Linked DNA regions of Homo sapiens: region 1 is linked to region 2. A link is a loop called in an ENCODE intact Hi-C map of the cell type or tissue named here. Cell type or tissue: Caco-2. All regions are shown on one strand. Each heading gives the region's core, and the rest is flanking DNA. Links, peaks and the distances in the headings are about the cores only. Region 1 overlaps TSHB (thyroid stimulating hormone subunit beta). Region 2 overlaps SYCP1 (synaptonemal complex protein 1).

The links. Hi-C counts contacts between places; a loop is a spot of excess contacts. Peaks named below come from ENCODE experiments on the same cell type or tissue, not always from the same donor. Only the 100,000 strongest peaks of a DNase experiment are listed, where the experiment ranks them.
Region 1: a loop joins it to region 2, with 6 times the contacts of the local background. A loop is called at or near these places in 17 of 110 quality-filtered maps.

What each region holds. Positions count from the first base shown.
Region 1 is chr1:115,030,993-115,043,446 of GRCh38, forward strand. TSHB (thyroid stimulating hormone subunit beta) reads left to right here. Exons shown (of 3, transcript NM_000549.5): 2 at 2,370-2,532; 3 at 2,981-3,310. The coding sequence starts at 2,371. The coding sequence ends at 3,235. Among named protein-coding and RNA genes, the nearest start is that of TSHB, 7.4 kb to the left of the region's middle. RefSeq lists an enhancer at 6,236-6,530. In Caco-2, for the core only: no CTCF peak of the experiment used is centred there; a DNase peak (open chromatin) is centred at 6,309.
Region 2 is chr1:114,974,170-114,986,623 of GRCh38, forward strand. SYCP1 (synaptonemal complex protein 1) reads left to right here. Exons shown (of 32, transcript NM_003176.4): 28 at 3,388-3,447; 29 at 7,167-7,343; 30 at 10,556-10,699. Among named protein-coding and RNA genes, the nearest start is that of TSHB, 49 kb to the right of the region's middle. In Caco-2, for the core only: a CTCF peak has its summit at 5,340 (motif pointing right); a DNase peak (open chromatin) is centred at 5,342.

The sequences.
Region 1 (12,454 bases), core at 2,034-10,033, 57 kb after region 2:
TCACTAACTCTTAATCAATCAATCAGATCTGACACTAATTTATCATATAGAATTACAGACTATTTGTGCTGCGAAGATTTTCATGATCATCTTCTGGCTCTAAGCCCTGCTTTTATAGGTGAGAAAGTTGAGGCCCAGAAAGATTCTGTGGGTGAAGTTTTACTATTCGCAATAAAGAAGTAAAGGAAAAGAAAAGTTCTTGCTTTCTTTATGCCCACAAAGTTGTACAGATACTGTGGCTGGTAATTCAGCACTTCCATTTTCTACTTTTGTTAGTTTAGAGTTCTACATTTATAGGAGAAACTTCAAAAAAATATAGAGTATCCATAGTTAGTATGACAATAGGAAAACCAAAACAAATTTTCATCCTACATTTTAAAAAGGGTCAGGTGTACTTGTCACTTTCTATTTTGCAGATGGGGAAATAACACTCAAACAGATTATATATTTTAGTCAAGTTCTCATAGATTTATGGAAGAATTCTGTTTCTTAATTTTTAGACCAATATTTTCATCACCAGGTCACCACATTGATTTTATACAGAATTATAGAGCTAAAAGTTAAAATATGTGAAGTTAGTTGTTTCCTATAGAAAAAACTCAGTAGCTGGCTGTCTAAACAAGCAAGAACTATAATGGCCATGATGGGTAAGCATTTTACATAATTTACCAGTTAGTAATTTTAAGATCCTACAGAGGATCATCAAGTTCTGTATCTCTAAAATACTGGAAGCAACTCTGTACCATAGAGGGAGCTCACATTTGAGAAGCGCTTGAGAAAGCCAGATTCCATGAGTAAGGAATTTGTATGTTTTTGCTCCTTAACTCAAATACCAAACAAACCTTCCGTGGAATGTTTGAATATGCAACATTTCATTTAAAAGAATTTGTGAGAAAAACCCCTGTTATTTTAACCTTTAAAAGTTAAGTCTTCCTAAAATGGGTTAGTTTACTTTCTTGTGTAATAAGAAGTATAGTAAACATAAATCTTTGATAATTGTAGGTCTTAAAGTCTTAATTTGGACTCTTTCAGAGCACTAGAACAATCTGCGTTTTTATTATTTGTGTTCATATTAGCTCCTCCACTGGACAGTCAGCCCTTTAGGTAAAGGACCGTAGCTTTTCCGTTTGTGTTTGTCAGTGCCTGGTTCAGATGCTCAATATATGTTTATCTAATTTATCTACAATTCTCATTCTAGGAATAGAAGGTTGATTGAAATGACCACTGATCTCTGGAATTTGACATTTAAAATAAATCCCTGGTAACCTGTGTAATGTGGTTTTCATGGTTTCTTATAAGTTGATTGAAAAAAAAATCCTGGTTAACCAAGGCCGAACCTATGAGGTTTCAGTTTACAGAGGTTTTAGTGTATATAGCTTAAAGATGCTGTTGGGATATAACTGACAGATTTGGGGAAATCTTGGTACTTCTGATTATTGAACAAAATATTTAGTAAATTATATTTTATTTAATAGAACAAGCAAACAAGTTTATGTTCATAGACCACAATACTACTCCATTAAGGTATATATTTTCTTTACTGACAATGATACTTGAGAAGGAAAAAAATCCAAACACATCTAGCTAGCTGTACAATATTTGTAAGATTAAAAAAATTCTTCTTAATCTTCAAGGTGATCAACTTACATTCAAAAGTCTGAAATTTAATTACCCTTCCTCAGTAGTAGACCTAAAATAATTATGTCATAACATTATCCAGAGGGATAATGATATCAATATCAATATCATATCAATATCATATTGATATGATATATCCAATATGATATCATATCCAATATAACTATATCCAATCAATACATATTGATAATGATATCCAATTGATATTGAACAAGTTCTTCATCACGCAGGCTCTATTGAGATGCATGTTCTGTTTCTGCCTGAGGCACTGTGGATCCTCTATTTTCTTCCATGCATCCAAAAATTATTTAATATTCCTGGCTAACCCATAATGGAGCTGTCATCCTTGATTGTATTCTTCTAATTGTGTCAACCTTTTTTTTTTTTTTGCCTGTTAATCTTTTTGAGAACAAATTACATACCTGTTCTGTGTAAAATAATCTTTAATTTGTCCCAGCTGTACATATTTCCACCTTAAAGGGATATCCTAAGGGTTTGGAAGTGGGATCAGGGGGTTCCTAGATTTCTGAGTTAGCCCCTTAACACCAGTTGTAATTTCAGTTGACCTTTTTTGGACTTTATCTTTCTGGTGTCTTCCTTGACCAAATGGTAGAATTATAAGCATGATCATATGCATTGGGATGGTACTGAAGTTTGGTTATACTTTTTCTTGGTTTCTTTGCCCTTTCTGATTTTAACAAATAGGTTCTTTAATTTTATCTTTGATTTAGCATGACTGCTCTCTTTCTGATGTCCATGCTTTTTGGCCTTACATGTGGGCAAGCGATGTCTTTTTGTATTCCAACTGAGTATACAATGCACATCGAAAGGAGAGAGTGTGCTTATTGCCTAACCATCAACACCACCATCTGTGCTGGATATTGTATGACACGGGTATGTAGTTCATGTCACTTCTTTTGGCTGTAAATTATATAAGCCCTGAAGAAGTCCATTCCTATATAGAAAGGAAATGAAATAAATCACAACCTCATTTCCCAAATCTAATGGTTATTGGCTCCTTAGAAGCAGAGTACACAGGTTACAATATTATGTGAATCTACTCAGCACAATGGATACGCATAATTTTATAACAGTTTTGTGTCCCAGCTTTACTTAAACCTTATCTTGTTCCCATGATCAACGATGAAAGAGAGGAGGGTCTCACTTTTGTCTCTGTAGAATTCAACGTGGTTAAGTTGGTATTGGAGAATGGGGCTAAGCAATTCTTTCCCAGTTGTATTTGTGATGAAGGAATATAAGTGAATTTATTTTTATGTTTCTATTATCTATATGTTTCCTAAAGTCCTGTCACATTATGCTCTCTTTTCTGTTCTTTCCCCAGGATATCAATGGCAAACTGTTTCTTCCCAAATATGCTCTGTCCCAGGATGTTTGCACATATAGAGACTTCATCTACAGGACTGTAGAAATACCAGGATGCCCACTCCATGTTGCTCCCTATTTTTCCTATCCTGTTGCTTTAAGCTGTAAGTGTGGCAAGTGCAATACTGACTATAGTGACTGCATACATGAAGCCATCAAGACAAACTACTGTACCAAACCTCAGAAGTCTTATCTGGTAGGATTTTCTGTCTAATAGTGATATAATTTGCAATTTGGTTAAATGTGCTTGCCTGAAATAAAGCTAATAAAAATATTATGTTTCACATTATCTTCTGTTCATTTTGAGTACTATTTAATCCATACCCATACCTACACAGGCGTTAGAGAGCTTAAGTGGTTTTAGAAGAAAAGGTGAATGAATGGACCTTTTGGGCTCAGTTGAAGGTTGGTTTTCACGTGAAAGAGCAGAGTGGTGGTAAAATGGAGAACAGGGATATGAAATGCCAAAAAGCTCACCTTGAACAGTCTCTCCTAACAGAGGGCCAGGAGGTTTCTATGATATAGAAAGTGAATGTGGGATGACTACAGAGTTATGAAGAGAGAGTAATGTGATCAAAAGCTGAAGGAACACATGGTGTCAGGATACTGGAGACATCTACTTCCAAAGGCTAGAAGCAGGGCTGGCATGGAGGTGGGGAGTAAGGAGCATGTGGAATCTACAGTGGAGTGCTTTATTCCTGGTCATTCAAATGCACTGGATAAAACTCCACCCAAACTCAGAAGAGTCTAGGAACTATTTTCTTTAATTAATTACTCTGGTGCACCAAGTGACCTATGAAAGTTATACCCCAAAAAGTCAGTTTACAAAGCCTAGAAAAGAGGCCACGATCATTTTACATGTGGAAGTCTAAATCCTTTGTAGGCCTTCAAGTAATAGGAGATGCTTTTCAGCATTTATACCAAAAGTAACTGGTGCTGTTTTGACTTTTAATGTAATGAAAAACTGGTATGACAATAAAAGGTTTTAGGGATGGGGGAGAGTGCAAAGGGATTTGAGAGAGTGGAATTATTCTAAATTCTAATCTAAACCTTCATCAATATTGAAACACTGTTTTCTGGTAAATGTGCTTGGTAAGCAGCTGTTTATTTTTATTCTCCTTCCTTAGACACTCTTTCATGAGAATTTGGTTTCAACAGATGATTGACGTGAGACAGACCCAGTGCCCTGTAGACTTGATCTCAAAAAGTTGATATATCCTCTCTTTGTCCATTCCTTTTCATTCACACTGCCCCACCAAGGTGAAAAACAGTTGTCAGCAGGGCCAGTTGCCTTTGCTGTATTCTATAGCCACCAGTTAAATTCAGCTAGGCATACTGTAAATGTCTGTATGCTGATTGATAGTGCATGGGGTGGGCTGAGGAGGGTGGTGGTGGTAGTGGTGGGGTCCTGTAGATGGATTAGTACAACAGGGAGGGAATAGATGTGTATTTACATACAAAAGTCAGAACTCACATTATTTTACTTTAATATCTGAAATTGGTATTTGTGTGGTCTCCACATATTAATCTAGGGTTTTGTGTTCTCATATCAGCTGATAACATGGACATTTAAAGCTGCATACCACTTAAACTGTATGTCAAATACAGATCTTTAATAAATAAAAAGTCTAATGTTCAAATCTAACAGGGACTAGTCACAAATGCCTTCATGGATTCTGAAAAAGTTTTCTCAAGGATTTGAACTGTCTGAGTCTAAGTGCAATAAAAATTCTTTTATAAAGTTAACTTCCACTCTACTGTTCACTGTTGGGTTCTTCCCTACTTGCTTATCTCTCCTGGTTAATCCCCACTTATAAGACAACTCTATCTCACTTTCTCTACTTCTGCTACCCTCCTTCTACCTGCCGTTTCTGCCTGCTTAGCATCCATGTCTCTTCTTCTGGTAGCTGCACCTTGATTTCCCTCTGGGGTTCTCTTCACCTACAGTTTGAGTTCAAGTGGTTTCAGTGGGGATGATGAGGGTGGGTATGCTACTAGGCTCAACCAAACCTGGACTATTAGAAAGAGAAGTGGTTGGCCTGTTGGAGTTCCTAAACTGATAAAATGTGAGCCTGGAGTTGCTGCTGGCCATCTTTGGCATCCCTTGGAAACAGCTAGCTGTCCAACCCAGTGGAGAGCAAGAGAGACTGAGGAGAGAGAGGCCTATTGATATCATTTGAGCCTAATCTGAAGCTGGCTTCACCCCTTAAAAGAAACCATAACTTCCCTTTTCTGCCCAGTTAGAGTTAGGTTTCTGACACTTGCAACTGAGAAGTTCTGATAGATTCAGCTCTTTCCCACTAGTTTCAGAAGATGCTCCTAATTCCATTCCTCATCTCCCCTAGGACTTCATTGTTTGCTGTCGTATTTTCTCTTGCTTCCTTTTTCTTGATTCCTTCTTTTCAGTATGAAGCATCCTTAAATCTCTTTCCATCATAAAAAAAGCAAAAGCAAAAAAACAACCCTCTCTTGATCCTCTGCAACCATCTAGTTATTTGCCCCCTCTCTCCTTGAGTTCTTATTTCGAGTTTTGTGTGTGTGTGTGTGTGAAAGAGCCCACTACACTAACCAACTACTTCCTCACTTCTCGTTCTCTTCACAATCATTACAATTTGGCTTCCACTATTGTCCCCTCTTGAAATTGTTTTCAGTAAGGTCAACAATGACTTGCTAATGGGCCAATATACAGGACAACTGTTAGTCCCAATCTGCCCTGACCTCCCTTCTTCCCTAGAGGGCCCAGTGGTCCTCACATATCTGGATTCACAATGCAATACATCTTATTGTAGCAGCCTTGCCAATGCACCACAATGTTTTAGTTTTGTTGTTTTTAAGTAGGACTCAGAGTTCTTTGTCTTACCACCAAGAAAATTAAGGAGCATGAACACTAGGGTGAGGATGAAGCGAAAGTTTAATAAGTGAAAGGAGAAAGCTCTCCTTTCGAGCAGGAAACTGAAAGAGGGTTGCTATTCTACAGTGGAATACAAGGGCTTTTATAAACAGGCTAGTAGGGCAAGATATTTCATTTACATAAGGTGTAAAAAAATGGTTAGGACTAGGTGTTTCATTTGCATAAGACACAAATTCCTGACAGCTCCTCCCTGTCTTTTTAGTGTGCATGTGGACTCTTAGCCTAAGTTACTCTATATTACTTAGTTTCCCTTACTGTGCATGTGTAAGGGGGCGGAATTCTCCATTGTGGATGTGCCGGGTTCTGTGTTACTGCTCTTGGGCATGTTTCAAGCAAGCCCTCTCCTCCCTCCCCTGTGCAAACTCCCTTATCTCAGTATGTTCAAAAAAGGAAAGGAATGTGCTCACTGAAGCCTACTGTGTATAAGTGACCCTTGCTAATTACACAGAAGGTATCTTCATGGTGGACCTTGCCTCCTTATCTATGCTTGCAGTCTGATCTTTCAGGCTGTTCCTTTTTTAGACAAAAGGAATCCTACAGAGGACTTATCCTAGCTATCTGCCTAACTGGTTCCTTTCTTTCTTTTTCCTCATTATGGCATTTATAACCAGTCTTAAACAAGATGAAATCCACATTTTCTCCTTTTTTCATGTTTTCTTTCTACCCTCCTTCTCCAAGATGACTCAAAATCTATGCCATGGTCTTTAGCAGGCAACAGTAATGTAGGTCTGGACTGTATTTTTGCTTGGTGATTTTGCTTGATTCTGTAGCGATGAAGATTCTAAACTTTGTGAAAGGAGGGCCAGTGTGGTGATAACTTTATGTGTCATATTGACACTTTGGACATTGTTAAATGTACAGCATATGAGAAACTTGGGTTTGTATTAATTCAGCCTTGGATATCCTAAGGATTTATACTCATTAAAGACAGTTTTGATGGCAGTTGTTAAAGAAACACAGGCAGCTAAGAAAGACTCTCCAAGTTTAGGATAAGAAATAGGTGGGGAGCAAAGAATTACTGCGGGATTTTAACTTACTAAAGTAAGTTTAAAACTTTCTTGCTGGGGATTTAATCATAAGAGGTGGCTTATCTTGTTCAAATATGGGCATGACCATGCTTATATTGATTCCTACAGTTTTAGTTCAGACTTATTTTCCTGAGCTTCAGGGCCATATATCTAGTGCTTGTTTATATTTCCTCTTGGGTATCCTATAATCATCTCCACCCCATGTCATCATCACAATCTGCTTTTCCTCCTGTGTACCACTATCTTCCACCTGCCAAGTCGGAAACCTGGGAATTACTCCAGATTCCTCTTTTTCTTTCATCTCTCACATCCAATTTCTCTTAAGTCTGTCTACTTCTTAGTAGGCTTTCCAGTACATTAGCTACAAATCTTCCTGACTCTGGTGTTTGCCATCCAGTAATTCTTCATATTAAGACTAAGTGATTTTTAAAAGGTTCAAGTCTAATTTTGTAACTCACCATGTAAAATTTTCCCCATGGCCTCAGGACAAAGATAGCACTCAAGTATACTTTAATAGGGCTATTTATCTCCTTAGCACTTGACTCATTTTCTTTGAATGTTTCCATGCCTTTAATGTTTCAGGCTCTTCTTGCATGCTGTTCCCCAGCAATCCCCTCATCTTCTTCTACTACTTTTGACTTGGCTAATTAGTATGGGTTCTTTAGGACTCAGTTTAGAGACTCCAACATAAACGAAGCCTCTCTCCTGACCACTCTCCCCAAAGGTGAGCGGGCCTATTCTGTGTTAATGAGTATCATAACACTTATCTATAGTAATATGCTTGCTTGTTTTTTTCCATAATAAGCTGCTTGACAGCAGAGACTTGTCTTGCCCATCTTAGCATATCAATATTCTTATAGTTTTTCCAAATGTACAAAATAGTAACCCCCAAAGTAAAAAACCAATCCAATATTAGTGTGGGTTTCATCTTATAAGGTAGAGTAGGCCCAGAGAAAAGCATAAGGACTCTAGCTATGGCTACTGATCTCAAGTCTTTGAATTAAAATAGAATTGGGAAAGATATCAAAAGCTATTCATTAATTCTACAAATAAATGTGTTCAAATGGATAATTGGTATCACAATGAAATATGTTCAGTTATGCATCATTTCTAGAAAGCTGTTTGACTTGTAATTAGCAAAAAGTTCTCCTTGGCTCACACCTGTAATCCCATCACTTTGGGAGTCCAAGGTGTTCAGATCACCTGAGGTCAGGAGTTCGAGGACCAGCATGGCCAACATAGTGAAACCCCATCTCTACTAAAAATACAAAAATTAGCCAGGTGTGGTGGCGCATGCCTGTAATCCCAGCTACTAGGGAGGCTGAGGCAAGAGAATCACTCGAACCCAGGAGGTGGAGGTTGCAGTGAGCCGAGATCATGCCACTACACTCCAGCCTGAGCAACAGAGTGAGACTCCATCATCTAAAAAAAAAAAAAAAAAGCAAAAAACCAAAAAACCAAAACCTCTCCTCATCAGAGTATTAACATAATTACAACAGATAATATTCATTACTTGCCAGGTATGCTAGGCATTTTATATTGGTAATTTCTTTTAATTTTTTTCCATTTAATATAAGAACATCATAAATTATACAGACAACGCTGCCTCCTGCCACAAACAACTACCAAAGCTTTGAAAGGATTTCTGATACATTAGCTAAAAACTTTATGAAATCAGCATAGATTATGCTTTGCAACATTCAGGACATGTTACTCCTGTTCTTCCTGGTTCCCCTATCCCCAGGAGATAAACTATATGAACAGTGGATTTCTGGAATGTATTTAGCCTTTGCTGTTATAATGAGGATATTTTTAAAAATCATTTTGCATTGGTGAAGTCTTTTTACCTTTCAAAAGAAACTTACATATAATACCTTACAGGTACATGTTATAGTAAAAAACGAAGGATCATGCTGAAAAAAAGTAGAAACCTTTTGTCCCTCTTAAAATCTAACTTAACATAAATTTGATTTGGATGAGCCCGAACTAAGATAATGCAGTTAATCTACTAGCTTTGAAGGCCCATGAGTGTTCTCTCCCAGGGGTGGCGAAAATGATGTTGTTGAAATTGAGGAGCTGGTGGTCAAAGAGGATGTCAAAGGGGCCATGAACCAGGAAAGCAGGGGTGTGGTGCACCTACTAAAGTTCCAGTGGCTTTCCCAGTGGCTGTGGAAACTCCATTTTACCCATGACAGAAGGGTACCTCTTCCTTTTCATCTTTGATAAACCTGTTTCAGAAGGGAAAACATGCTATCTCCTTCATTGCCATCTTCCCACCAGCCTCATTCTCACTCAGCCAAATCTATAAACACCGCTCACAGGGTAAGGAGAACAATTATAGTTGCTGACTGCATGGGGAACCACACTGGACCCTGCGTCAGTGTGCAATTTTATAGCTTGAACCATGGATAATAAAGGAGCAATTCTGCGGAAAAGAGGTATAATTTACATAAAAAATATGAATTAAAATACAACTATAGTTGATCCTCAGTATCTGTGGGTTCTGTATCTGTGGATTTAACCGACTACAGATTAAAACAATTTGGACCAAAAAAAAAAAAAATGGTTGCATCTGTACTGAACACGTATAAAATTTTTCTTGCCATTATTCCCTAAGCAATACAGCATAACAAGTATTTATACAGCATGTCCTTTGAATTAAGTAAACAAGTAATCTAGAAATGATTTAAAGTATACAGGAGGAGCTAGGAAGTGGGGCAAGATGCTGGAATAGAACCCTGCAGTGATAGGGCCCCCTACCTGCAGGAACATCAAATTGAACAACTATCTACAAAATAAAGCCCTTTCAAAAGAACTAAGAAATCAGGTGAGAGATCACAGCACTTGGTTTTAATAAAATAACAAGGAAAGATGCATTAAAGAGGGTAGGAAGGACGGTATTGCATTGCCTACACCACCCCATTCCCAACCCCAGGCAGTGCAGCACAGAGAGAGAATCTGCGTGCTTAGTGGAGGGAAAGCAAAATATGAGGGATTTTGCATTGGAACTCAGAGCTGTTCTGACACAGAACACAACACCAGGCAGAATTTCTCTGATGCTCAAGAAGGGAGCACTTCAACCAGTCCCGGGGCAGAGGGGAATCTTTTGCAGCAGGAGGAGGAACACAAGTCACAGCCGGCTTCACTACAGGCTGAGTAAAGTGGTCTGGGGTTCCAAATAAATTCAAGTGGCAGTCAGGCCATAATGACTTCCATCTTTGGGCAAACCCTGGTGTTGCATTGGTCTTGGAGGCAGTGGGATTGGGATGTGACCTGGTGCAACACCAGCTGCAGCAGCCACGAGAGTGCTGGTGTCACCTCATCCCAACTCCAGGCAGTGCAGCAAGAAGGGAGACTCCTTCTGCTTGGGGGAACAAGATGTTACTCTTTGTCTCGCGACTGGGTACCAGCCCAGCCACAGTAAAACAAAGCACCTAGCAGAATCTTGAAGCCCCTATTTCTAGGCCACTGCTCCTGGACCACACTTCTATACCCACTCCAGACCAGGAGGGAATCCACTGCCCTGGCAGGGCAGACCCAATTCTTGGCTGGCTTTACTACCTGCTGACAAAAGTGTCCTTGGGCCTTGAATAAACATCAGTGCAGTCAGACAATAGCAGCCATGGGCCTTGAGTGTCCTAGTCCTATGCTGGTTTGGGAGGTCATGGGTATCAGATGCAACTCAGCGCACTGCCAGCTGCAATGGCCAGAGTGCTTGAGTCACCCCTCCCACAACACCAAGTGGCCAACCCCAGAGAGGGACTCCTGCTTGGGGGAAAGAGAGGGAAGAGAGTGAGGGACTTTTCCTGGGTATCCAGGGACTTCCCTTATTTTTTCCAAGTCCATCAGGGATGGGTATCCAGGAATCTGTAAGGAATCTTAGTGTACCTGGGCTTTGGACACCCTCTAGTGCTGAAATAGCTGTAATGACACAGGCTTACTGAACTCAAGACTCAGCTGCCTTTGAATTCTTAGAAGGCCTTCTGAAAAAGGATGAGGATAAACAAGGCCAGACTATGAAGACTGGAATAAATACCCAACTCTTCAATGCCAAGACATCAATGAGCATCCAAAAGCATCCAGCACAAAACTTCAGGAAAATATGACCTCACCAAACAGACTAAATAAGGGGTCAATGGCCAACATTGGAGTGGTGGAAATATGTGATATCTCAGATAGGAAATTCAAAATAGATGTTTTGAGGAAGCTCAATGAACTTTAAGAAAACAGACAGAAAAAATTCAGAAATTTATTAAAGACATTTAACAAAGACATTGAAATAATAATAATAAAAAAGAAATAGAAATCCTGTAGCTGAAAAGTACAACTGATTAACTGAAAAATGCATAATCACAGTGTCTCAACAGCAGAACTGATCAAGCAGAAGAAAGAATGAGTGATTTCAAAGACAGGCTATTTGAAAACACAAAGTCAGAGGAGAAAAAAGAAAAAAGATTGAAGTACATTACGAGATCTGGAAGATAGCCTCAAAAGGACATATCTAAGAGTTACTGGCCTAAAGAGGAAGTAGAGAAAAAGATGGGGTAGAAAGTTTATTCAAAGAAATAATAGATCACTTTCTAAACCTAAAGAAAGTTATGAATATCCAGGCACAAGAAGGTTAGAGAATACCAAGCACATTCAACCCAAATGAGACTACCCTGAGGTATACAATGATTATGCTCTCAAAGGTAAAGGATAAAGAAAGGATTCTAAAAGCAGCAAGGGCTGCTTTTCTTTTGAAGCAAATAACATATAGAGGAGCCCCAATATGTCTTGCAGCAGACTTCTCAGCAGAAACCTTACAGGCCAAAAGGAAGTGGGAAGACATATTCAAAGTGCTGAAGGAAAAAAACTTTCAACTGAGAATATTGTACCCAAAAAAGCTATCTTTCAAACATGAAGGAGAAATAAAGACTTTGCTAGACAAACAAAAGCTGAAGGAGTTCATGAGCACCAGATCTGACTTACAAAAGATGCTAAAGGCAGTTCTTTAATCTGAAAGAATAGAATGCTAAAGTGTGACAAGAAATCATCTGAAGGTATAAAGCTCATTGGTAAAAGTAAATACACAAATTCAGAATATTCTCATACATTAACTGTGGTGAGTAAACCACTCATATCTTTGGTATGAAGACTAAAAGACAAATCTATCAAAAATAATAACTACAACAATTTGTTAAGACATAAGCAACATAAGGGCGGGTGTGGTAGCTCATGCCTGTGATCCCAGCATTTTGGGAGGCCGAGGCGGGTGGATTACTCGAGGTCAGGAGATTGAGACCAGACTGGCCAACATGGTGAAACCCTGGCTGTACTAAAAATATAAAAAAAATTATCCAGGCATGGCGGCAGGCACCTGTAATCCCAGCAACTAGGGAGGCTGAGGCAGGAGAATAGCTTGAACCTAGGAGGCAGAGGTTGCAGTGAGCTGAGATCACGCCACTGCACTCCAGCTTGTGTGACAAAGTAAGATTACATCTCAAAAAAAAAA
Region 2 (12,454 bases), core at 1,782-9,781:
TATTTGTTGATATGATATGTATCAGTTTTGATTTATTCTTGTGTTTCTGTAATAAACTCTATTTGGTTATGATGTATTTTTAAAATGTGATGTTAGATAATGCTGGCCAATATTTTATTTAGCACTTTTATGTTGATATGCATAAGTTGAATGGTTTGTACTTTAACTTTGTTATTGTGATAAAAACATATAACATTAAGTGCACCATCTTAACACTTTTTAAATGTACAGTTCAGCAGTGTTAAGTATATTCATCCTGTTGTGCAACAGATCTCTAGTAGTTTTCCATCTTGTAAAACTAAAAGTCTATACCCATTCAACACGAATTCCCTTTTCCTCTTCCTCCCAGTCCTTGGCAACCACCTTTGCACATCCTGTTTCTGATTTTGAATACTTTATATGAGTGGAATCATACAGTATTTGTGCTTATGTGACTGGCTTATTTCACTTAGCATAATGTCCTCGAGGTTTATCTATGTTGTAGTATGTAACAGGATGCCCTTTTTAAAGGCTGCATAATATTCTATTATATGTGTATACCATCTTTTCCTTATTATTTTTCTTTTGATGGACATTTGAGTTGCTTCTACCTCTTGCTATTGTGAATAATGCTGTAATGAATGTGAGTGTGCAACTATCTCTTTAAAATCTTGCTTTGAATTCTTTTGGATATATTTCCAGAAGTGGGATTCTTAGATCATATGGCAACTGTATCATTAATTTTCTGAGAACCTCTATATTGGCTGTAGTGACTGTACCATTTGACATTCCCACACAGCAGTGCATAAGGATTCTAATTTCTCCACATCCACATCAGCATTTGTTATTTCCTATTCATTTGATAGTGGCCATCCTAATGTGTGTAGGCAATATCTCATGTGGCTGTGATTTGCATTTCTCATATGATTAGCAATGGTGACTATTTTTAATATGCCTGTTGGACATTGTATATCTTCTTTGGTGGTTTGATTATTCAAGTCTTTTGCCCATTTTTGAATTGGGTTAATAATAATTTTAATCCAATTTTTGTGTTGTTGAGTTGTAGGAGTTGTTTATGATTCTGGATATTAACTCTTCATTGATTATATATCTTAATAATGTTTTTGTCATCTTATTTTTCACTACATATTCACTACATATTTTCTTTCTTATTCTCTAAAGTAAGTGTGTGTGTGTGTGTGTGTGTGTGTCTTACTTTGGTTGATTTGGAAGGTATATGTAGTCTTTTAAATTAGTTTATTGATTACCTTTATATTTTAAAATAATGTATCTAATACTGTCTCCTGTTTCATATTGCCCTACATATACAATTTTAGTATTTATTATTTTACATTGTCAAGATTGATAAAAATGTATATTCTATTATTTCACTATGATTCCTGTATCTCTTTAACTTGAGCTTTATATTTACATAGATTCAGCTCATCTTTTATATGCAACTTTTTTCCAAGTTCTCAGTCAATATGACAATCCCCACTTTACCTATAAGCCCATTGGTATAGGAAACTGTTACTAGATGACTGTCTTAACTTCTAATTAAAATAGATTGGCTTTTTGGGATTATGATAAATCATTTTTCCTATATCTTTCATTAATTTGATGGGGCCTTAATCTCTGCCTAGCAATGTGAAATTTGTTTACTATCTTGATATGGAGAGAGAGATTCAAAGTTGGTCCTTTCAACTTTAAAATCTCTTACTCTGTGACTCTGTGGTCAGAACAAACATGGGGATTATTCCTTTTATTGAGTTTGTTCAAACTATATTCTTAGAATCTAAAAAAATGAGCACAAGATAGGTTTATGGTTCCATGGGCTCACCATGAAGTAGACTCTGATAAAATTCTAATTATTGCTTGATGCTGATATGCTTGCACTCTGACCAGTGAAAAAATAGTGGCATTATAGATTCCCAATAATTAATGTTAGTTGATGTGCAATTACCCATGTCTTAATATTTTAATCCTTGGTGCACAAGATAGTAGGAAGGATGCAGTATGTATTTGTGATATTATTTCAGAACTTTTCCACTAGAGTACCAGGCTTCCTTTTTATTCAAAAGGCTATAGGCTGATACGTTTATTTAGATCCAAAATTTGGTTACAAGGTTGTCATTCTCTACTCTGGTGATCAAGTCAACTCTCTGTTTGCCAGGCCGTATTATAGGAATATCTTACTTATTCAGATTAAATAGGAACCTTAGTGGTCTGGCCATCTCTTTGGTTTAAGGGAACTGATGATTATTTAGCTACCACTAAAGATACGCATTCTTGTATGAGCTGTTTCATACCTTGGAAACATATATTATATTAGAAGAGACTTTACCAAGATCTCCAGACGAGGAAAAGTCAGAATTGCAGAGACAGTGCAGTTGTAGGCGATGGTTTCTCCCGTCTGTCCTCTAGAAGCCAAGATACATATTCTGAGAGTCATTACGATATTGCTGGTTTAGAAAATGTGCTTTGTCCTAAAAGACAGCATTCCAGCCCCTTAGAGTAGACTCCAATTGTCACTATAACTGAAGATCAACCATTGGTAGGTTATAGGATACATAATAAGAACAGTAAATACTATTGCATCAGTTTACAGCCAGCTTCTTTCATAGTGAAGTGAGTTCTGTGATTAGGAGCAATGCTATGGGAGAGATAACATGGTGTATGCAAGGTATTCAGTGAGGATAGATACTGGCATAGACATCATGGGCGAGTTTTACTGCCTAAAATTCTGCACACTTGGAGATTTTTACTTTCTAAGACCTCTAATACTCCCTGGAGTTGTAAAAATTTTGTGCTTCAGATGGTTGTCATATTACAGGCACCCTACATATTCATTTATGTAGGCCAGGCTTTTCTTTTATCTTACTGAATAAATTCTATCTAATGATATTAGCATATCACTCTTTCCATTCTGACCACAGCTCTCCTTTCCATTTTTATCTTGACTATACACATACCCAAAGTCTAACTGAACTGCACCTTTTCTCAACATGCATAGAAAAATCTAATTCTGCCTGTAAAGGCTCACAATATTTTAGATCTTTTTGCAACTTTTCACAGCTTAGTTACTTGTGCGTATCTCTCATTCTGTAATTTGTTCCATTAGCTTTATTTTACAAATAAGAAAGCTGAGATTCAGAGTTTTAAGAGACTTATTCAAAAGTCCACAGATATACACTAGAGACTGATTAGAATAAAGGAAGAGATAATCAAAACCAAATAATACCTCTGTAGAAAGGAACTAACTTTTCTTTTTTTTCTTTTTATTACTTTATAAGATTGAGAGGTTCGTCATCTTTCTTTGTTAATACTTACTAGGAAAGATTTTGATAATATTCATTTGTGATCATTGTGATGTTTATGTTACTTGTACTTGATATTTATTTTTAATAGGAAAAACTCAAAAGAGAGGCAAAAGAAAACACAGCTACTCTTAAAGAAAAAAAAGACAAGGTAAGAGCATATAATTCTCATAGTTTTAAAATACCAATTCATTTTCTAACTTCTACTTAGAAATGATTTTTTGTTTATAAGTAGGAAAATAACATTTTACATATATCATACAATTTCATTTTCTAAATTGTTTCTTGCTATTTATTAATTCAAAAGCATTTTAGCTAAAAATTTCAAAATTTTGTCATTTGGAGATTTGGAGAAGGTTTCAGTCTAATGCAGAAACAAAAAAGAAGAAAAAAAGAAGGTTTCAGTCTTTCTCTACAATTCTTATTATAGTTTTAATTTAATTAGGTACCTCTGTGTTTCTCTCTTAAGAATTTTTTAATGTTAGAGGCAAAATATTTTCATAAACAATTCTAAAGTTTATTTAGATTATGTCTAATTTTGGGTTTTGAGGGGGCTTAATAAATGACATCCTGTTTTCCTCACTTATATTCTGAACCAATTGAGAAAGACAAGGGAGAATAAAAATAATATTTTTATTATTGAAGACTTTATTAAAAAGTATCAATATTTTAAATACTGGAGAATGCAGTTTATATTTGAAGGCAATAGGATCTCTTAATCTTGAAATCCCAAATTAGACAAATTTATCTTCTGCCACAAGTAGAGCTTGACTAGCATAGGTCTACCCACTTGATCATCTGCTCTTGTAAAACTTAGGGTATAAAGGAGAAGAGCAGAATTTATGTGTAATTCTAATAGTTCTCAAGGGGAGTAATAAGGAAGAGGCTGAGCTGTATGTGTCCAGCTTCTCCTTTTCTTTAAATTCACCAATCACATTAAGTAATTTTTTCTCCCCTAAGGAATCAGGAAGAGGTTTGGAATGTTACCCTAGTGGTACTCCCTACATATGGAAGGAAACATCAGTCATAGAGAAGAAGAATACCCCTCAGCTTCTAACCTATTTGATAATATAGGATCATTGCAGAAGAATTTTGATTTAGCAAATTTTTGGTTAAAATGATTAAGAATTTTCTTTACATATAGTGATATAATCTCCTAAGTTCCCACAGAGGTTGCTCTGATTATAGTTAAACTGGAAGGAAATGACACTCAGAGTAGTTTGAGAACAGTTCATTATATTTTATTACACTTGAGTTAAAAGAGAATAAAGGAAAGATGCACTGAACCTGTGAGTGAATACTGAGTGCTTTGTATGTTCCAGACACTGTGCTAGACACTTGAAAACATTATATCTGAAGAAATTATAATCATAATAAAATTATGCAGAATGGTTAGATATAGACTTAAGGAAGTATCTAATGAATATAAGCAAATTGGTTAATCTCCAATATTCTTTTTTAAATTTAGAATGTCTTCATATTATGAAAGTATGTATCACATATTCTTATAGAGATATTTTGATTCATGTACAATTCTATATGTTTCCATTATCAAGTAGATTAGCAAATGCCATATATTTTATCTGAGAGTCTAGATATATATGTTGGAAAATGAACCATATATATGTTGGAAAATGAGAAAAATGATGAATGAAGAAATTTAACTAGGCTTTTTTTTTTTTTGCTGTGCTTTATTCCAACACTACTGAAACATAAGGCTTGTTAAATTTACCAAACGTTTCTGAGTTTGGACAAGTTACTTAACTTCTTCGTGTTTCAATTTTCTCATCTATAAAGGGATAATAATAATACCTATTTCCTAAAGTTGTTATGAGGATTAAATGAGATGGTATTTGTAAAACATTTAAAATAGTGCTTGGGACATAGCACATGCCTTATAAATGTTTGTTTGAAAAATACAACAGAGAAAATTGTGAATTTTCTGGAAAGGGATAGTTCAGTATTGTCACATGAGAATTTTCTTTAGGCTACCAGCGAAATGTCAAATTCCAGATATGGCCACAAGGTGGTGCAGTGACCTTAAATTGTCATTCTCCTACCTGTAGGGAGGAACAATTTGTCCATTAAAGCAGTTACATTTTGGCGGTTCCAAAGTTTACCCCTGATGAATCCAGAGAGCAGTAAAAAAATTGCTCTCATCAAAATTTTGTCATCAACTATGATGTATAAATATGTAGGGAAAAGGATACAGAAATGCAATTCTGAAAAAATTCATACTTGCTAGAAAAAGGATTATGAAATGACAGATCACTAGAATTACGCAGGAAAGATATAAGCCATCTCATTTAGCCTCTTGATTTATAGATGAATAAATTTAAGCTTGGAGATACTTGAAGATTTACTTAAATAATCCGGAAAGATAGGAAAGATCTAGGAGAAAAGACCATATGATGTACCTGGCTCCTAGTTCAATGATTTTTTTATAGTACATGTAGTTGCCTCTTTATCCTATACTCTAATTTAAACGCACTGAAAGTTCAGCCACCATGCTTTCAAATTTTGTCCTTGTATTCCCTTTTTGTGTGTGTGTGCTCTAGAGAATTCAGAGAAAGGAGAGATGTTCTCAGAAGAACATGGTCCTGTAAAGGAGGGCTCTACAATGAAAGGCAGTAGGAGAACTGAAAGAACACGATTCTAGAAAAAGGGGAATTTGAGTTTCACAGCTAACTAGCTGTGGAATTGAGTAAATTAACATGCCTCAATTTCCTTACAATTTCCTTATGAATAATTGCCACGATTGTATTCGTGGAGATGGTGGTGACCAAAGAAACTGTAAAATAGAAAGTGATGAGCATGAGTTTCATGTAGAATCCCACTAAAGCAACTATTACTAGCTTTTACTAGAAAGTTAGGTCAGGTGCTAAAAGAAGCTGTATACAAAGGTAGAGTGAAAGAGAACTGAGGAAACTGAGTTGAAAAAATGTCAAGTATTTAGAGTAAACTTGCAATTTATTTATTTAGAATTGAAGCAAATAGCCATTTTCTCAGTTTTTTTCCCTGAAAATTTTTCTCATTCTTTACTTTCATAATTATTCTCCTTGCTTTTGGAGGCAAGTTAGGCTGGTGGATAGGAAAAGGCTGATATTTTTATAGGTGAAAAAGAAGAAGTATCAATGTATGAAAGAGAACGAATGAAAGTTAGAATAGATTTCCTTCTGACTTTTAGGCTATTGTAATGAACCATAGATTAGGGCTTTTTGCCACCAGGAGTAAAGATTTTTTTTTATTTTTTAAAGAGAATCCTCAACTTTTGGTCAGAGAGTTGAGATATCTTATTTGTTTTCATTTTTAAAAATTTAACTTTTATTTTAAGTTCAGGGGTACATGTACAGATTTATTATATAGGTAAACTTCTGTCATGGGGGTTTGTTGTACAGATTATTTTGTCACCCAGGTATTAAACCTATACCCGTTAGTTATTTTTCCTGATCCTCTTCCTCCTCCCATCCTGCATGCTCCCATAGGCCCCAGTGTGTTTTGTTGTCTCCCTCTATGTGTCCATGTGTTCTCATGATTTAGCTCCCACTTATAAATGAGTCCATGTGGTATTTGGCTTTCTGTTCCTGCATTAGTTTGCTAAGAATAACGACCTCCAGGATATCTTATTTGTTTTCATAGAGGCTCTGTGAAGACAGGCAGGGGCAGATAACATTTGCATCTTAAATGGACAAGTAAAGTGACAAAGAAGATAACTGTAACTTATTCAAACTTATCTAGTCAGTGATAAATTTAGGGATAAATTTGCTTATTTTGTTGTGAATTCTACTAGTTGCTGCACTTTAATTAAAGAAATAAATAATTAATGTGACATTTAGTGATGGTTTTATTCATTCTTGTTGTTCAATGCAGAAAACACAAACATTTTTATTGGAAACACCTGAAATTTATTGGAAATTGGATTCTAAAGCAGTTCCTTCACAAACTGTATCTCGAAATTTCACATCAGTTGATCATGGCATATCCAAAGATAAAAGAGACTATCTGTGGACATCTGCCAAAAATACTTTATCTACACCATTGCCAAAGGTTTGTGTCTAAATTTTCCATGTTAGTAGTAATTTTTTAAATAAATAAATAAAGTTCTGTTATCACCATATATCTGGCATCACGCACACATATATAACTAGTTTCTTGAAAGTTTCAATTTTTTTTGTGGTATCAGCATGAAATGTAAAGACAAGGTCTTGCTGTGTTGCCTAGGATGGTCTTGAACTCCTGGCCTTAACTCATCCTCCTGTCTTGGCCTCCCAAAGTATTGGGATTATAGGTGTAAGCCACTGTGCCTGGCCTTCAACATGAAATTGTTTCATTTTTTTCGATCACTGTCCACAACTTAATGTCATCTTGGGCAGATTTCATAACTTAATAGTTATTTATCAGTGTTTAAGGCCCTGACACAGGAAATCTGATTCTGACTTGACATTTTATAGCATCACCACAGTTACTACTTCCCTTTGCTGTTTACCCCAATCATCTTGCATCTGTAGTCCTTGGCAGTCATCTTGGAGCAGATGCCTCTAGCAAAGTGGCTCAGTTCTGACTGTCTTTCATATAGCCACTTAATCCATGGGGAATTCATACAACTTTTCCATGCTAAATGGCAGTGCAGATGCTTTACTTTTGATCTCTCTTACCTCTCTCTCGTTTCCTTTTCCTCTCCTCAGCTAGATACAAAGACAAACAAATTTGCTGCCTACATTCATATCTAACTAGGGAATGAGATGCCAGTCTTTCTTTCTTGGAAGCACTCCTAATATTCTTTATAAAGATGCTCTTGGAGTTCCTGCCTCACTTGTCTTGGGAGTTGAAAAGGATCTCAATTGTCTCCATCCCACTAAGTTTAAATGTTACGCCTTTTCCTTCTCAGTTTCCCAGTTGTGTTTGATGGTGTCTGCAAGGTGTCTGCAAGTCTCTGAGACTTTGTTTTTCTTCATTTTTTTTCTATTCCATATCAGTTGAATTATATTCAGGCTCATGGATTCTTCTTCTGCTTGCCCAAATCTGCTATTGAGCCCTTCTAGTAAATTTTTCATTTCAGCTATTGTATTTTTTAATTCCAGAATTTCTATTTGGTTCTTTTGATAATTTATTTCTTTTTATTGATATTCCATTTAGTGAGATGTTGTTTTCATGCTTTTCTTCATTTCTTTGACATAATTTTCTTTAGCTCTTTGAACATATTTAAAATAGCTGACTTTAAATCTTTGTCTAGTTAAGTCCAATGTCAAGGCTTCCTCAGGGAGAGTTTCTGTTGTTTGTTCTTTTACTTTTCTATTTGGGCCATACTTTCTTCTTTCTTTGCATGTCTCATATTTTTTGTTTAAACTGGCCATTTAAAAATATAACAACTCTGGAAATCAGATTCTCTCCTATTCCCATGATTTGTTGTTGCTACTTGTTGTAGTTATTGTTTGTTTTGTGACTTTTCTAGACTAATTCTGTAAAGTTTGTATTTTTTGTTGTGAGTGCCACTAAAGGTTCTCCTTGATTAGCTTAGTTTTTAGCTAATGTTTGGACACAAATTTCTTCAAATGCCTAGAATGAATAAATTTCCCAATCTTTGTCAAAGGTCTCTATTATATGTGTATAAGGGCATGCTTTCAACACTTAGCCAGGTAGTTGACAACTCTGCCTTAGCTTTCCATTCCTGCTTGTAGAGAATCTCAAGATTAGCCAGTGGTGAAAACTTAGGGCCTTTTCAGGACCTTCCTGAGCCTATAGATAGCCCTACACATATGCGTGGCCTTCTATATTTCCAGGAATATATCAAGGCTTTTCAAAGCTTCCCCATGGATATTTCATTTCCTAGCTTTTCTTTCAAGGTTTTTGGTTAGTCTTTTGTTTGTCCCAACTATTCATCACTGCTTCACGTTGCTGCAAAGTTAAAACGTTTGTTGTTTTTGACAAATTCTGCCCCCTACTTCACACACACACCAAGGAGAAGGCATTTTTTCACTAGTGAGCCCTCAGGTTGAATGTAATCAGCTATCAGCCTTGTAAGTGGGATCTTGCAGAGACTCACCAGACAAATCAAATACTGACAATTCTTTGGGAATAAAGCTTTGAAAGAGCTTCAGTTCTGTTCTGTTCTGTTCTGTCTGGTGGTTGCCAGGCTGCCCCAGGAACGTGGGCTGTTATTCTTTAAGGATAACATAGAGCTAGAGCAGGGGATGGGACTGGGGAAGTTAAGACACCACGAAGTTTGGGTTTCCTAAAGAGGTTTAGCCATTTTATTTTATTTTTTTAAAGAATAAGCACTCTCCAGGTGGCTGCAAGCCTTTGGTTAATTTCCAGAGTTCTGAAAAAAACTGATTCCGACAAGTTTTTACCAATATTTTTATGGCTTTTATGGAGGAGTGAATTTTTAGAGCTCATTACTCTGCCATTTGTACTGATGTCTCTGACCTTAACTTTTTAAATTACATTTAATTTAATTTTTGTTTTTGCTCTGTTGCCTGGGCTGGGCTGCAGTGGCATGATCATGGCCCACTGCTACCTTGAACTCCTGGCTCAAGCAATTCTCCTGCTTCAGCCTCCTGAGTAGCTGAGGCTATAGGGATGGGCCACCATACCTGGCTATGTTTTTTTAATTAAAAAAAATTTTAGAGTTGGGGTCTTGCTATGTTGCTCAGTCTAGTTTTGAACTGGCCTCAAGCAATCCTCCTGCCTTGGTCTTCCAAAGTGCTGGGATTACAGGCATAAGCCACTGTACTTGGCTTTTGACCTTACTTTTTAAAGATACTTTTACAAATTATAAAAATTACAAGATAGTATAGAATGTGAAACATTGACTAATGTGAATTACTTTACCAATATAAAAATAAGCAAGCATATTTTCTCACAATGTAATAAGGTGTTTTGTAGAGAGAGCAAAGCTCACTCAGTTATTTTTTTCGATCATGATTAGAAATATTAAGGCCCCTAAGATTGTTGATTGCTGAATCTGGAGTGTGTCTGTCTCTCTGTTTCACTCTTTCTCTTTCTTATTTTCTTCAGCAAGTTAAAGGAAAGGCAGAGAAAGTCTACCATTGTAAATTTTTGAAGAAAGACAACTTATAGTATCAAAAACATTTGAATTAAATTCTTATCCAAAATTTTTGCCTCATATACTTGCCAATAATAATGGAGGTTTCTGATTGCTAAGGACTCAAATTGCCTTAAAATTATTTGTGAAACCCTTTATTAATAATGCATATTTTATTTGATATGATAATGTATGGTTTTTTATTTTTGGATAGGCATATACAGTGAAGACACCAACAAAACCAAAACTACAGCAAAGAGAAAACTTGAATATACCCATTGAAGAAAGTAAAAAAAAGAGAAAAATGGCCTTTGAATTTGATATTAATTCAGATAGTTCAGAAACTACTGATCTTTTGGTAAAAATTTTACAAATAATATTTAGTATTTATTTATATTACTTATTTGTATACTATTTTCCTTGATATACATGTATAATATATTTACATAGTACCTACCATTGCAATACTGATATACAGTGGAGCTCTGCTAAAATGCAGATCCTTGTGCTTTTGCAGCATTTCAGAAAAATTAGGGTTCAAATAATTTCCCTGTAAATTTCAGAAAACCTGGCACTTTGAAAATACTTGATATAGCACAATGGGCATACGATATGATTAATCATTGTCTTGTTTTCTAGAAGAATGTCATAAAGGAGTTCTTACTATATTTTTAAAAAGAGAGATGGAGTGAATATTTTACTGTGCCAAATCTGTTATTTAGGCGTCCCCTCTATTTTGCATATTATACATGCTCCTTTTACATCACTGGTTGATATTTATATCAAGGTATTGGTTGACAACTATAACATTTCCATCACTCTAAAGAAGTTAATGTATTAAGGACAGCATGTTTAAGCAGGCTATTTCCTCTAGCACTTTGTATCACTAATTACTCCCATTCACATATACCACTGTTTTCTGAAGGCATAATAATGGTTTATTGAGAATAATGAAGCTTAGATTCATTTAATTTTTTTAAAAAGGTGAACCATACCAGAGTAAATGGAGCAATGCACCAAAAATTCTTAATGACAAAATCCCAGTTAAATTCATTTGTTTTATTATTCCCACTTATAACTAGAAGATCCTTCAAGCTTTTCTACTACTTTGGGACCTTCTATTTTCATTTTTTTCTGGAATAATGAGTAGTTGAAGTCTTAAAACCCTAAATATTGAAGTTAACATATAGAGTCCCTACTTCAGAACCCCTTTGTTTTATAGATAATTATCAACATCTTAACAATTAAAACTGTGAACCAGGTACTATTGTAAACACTTTATACAACGAAGATTACTTTAATTATTTCTTATAACAATTCCAGCCTTTAGAAATACAGTTGGCCTTCTGTATTCACAGGTTCTACATCTGTGTATTCAACCAACTACAGGCCAAAAAATTTGAAAAAAAAAAAAATAAATAACAATTCAGTAGAAAATAATATAAATAAGAAAGCAATACAACATAACTATTTATATAGTGTTTACATTGTATTGGGTATTATAAGTAACCTAGAGATGATTAAAGTATACAGGAGGAAGTACATAGGTTACATGCAAATATTATATCATTTTACATAAACATCCACAGATTTTGGCATGCATGGAGGGATCCTGGATCCAATCCCCCATGGATACTAAGAGATCACAGTATATACTGTTCTTTCCAGTTTACAGATGAGGAAACTGAGTCACACAAGTATATTTTTCAAGATCACATAGTTAGTAAGACATGGAACCAAAATTTGAACACAGTCTGGCTTCATAGACTATGTAAGTCATTGCACATGATAACTGCCAATTCAAAATGTAGTCCAGATATATAAAAATGTAATGAGAATTAGAAAGAAAATGAGCTTTAGAATTAAACATTCTAGGATTGTAATCCCTGTTATTATTCTAGCAGTTTGAGTTTAGGCCAATTTCTTAGCTGATCTGAGATTCAGAATGATTCAACATGATTCATTTCATTTCTAAAAGGAGCATCACAAACTTGCAACACAATAAACATATTACAGTATTATAGAATTGCACACAATTGTTCAAACTAGTCTAAAAACACATTTCACAATCAGTTTCCTGGTTATAATTATTATATGAACCTATTAGTCATTT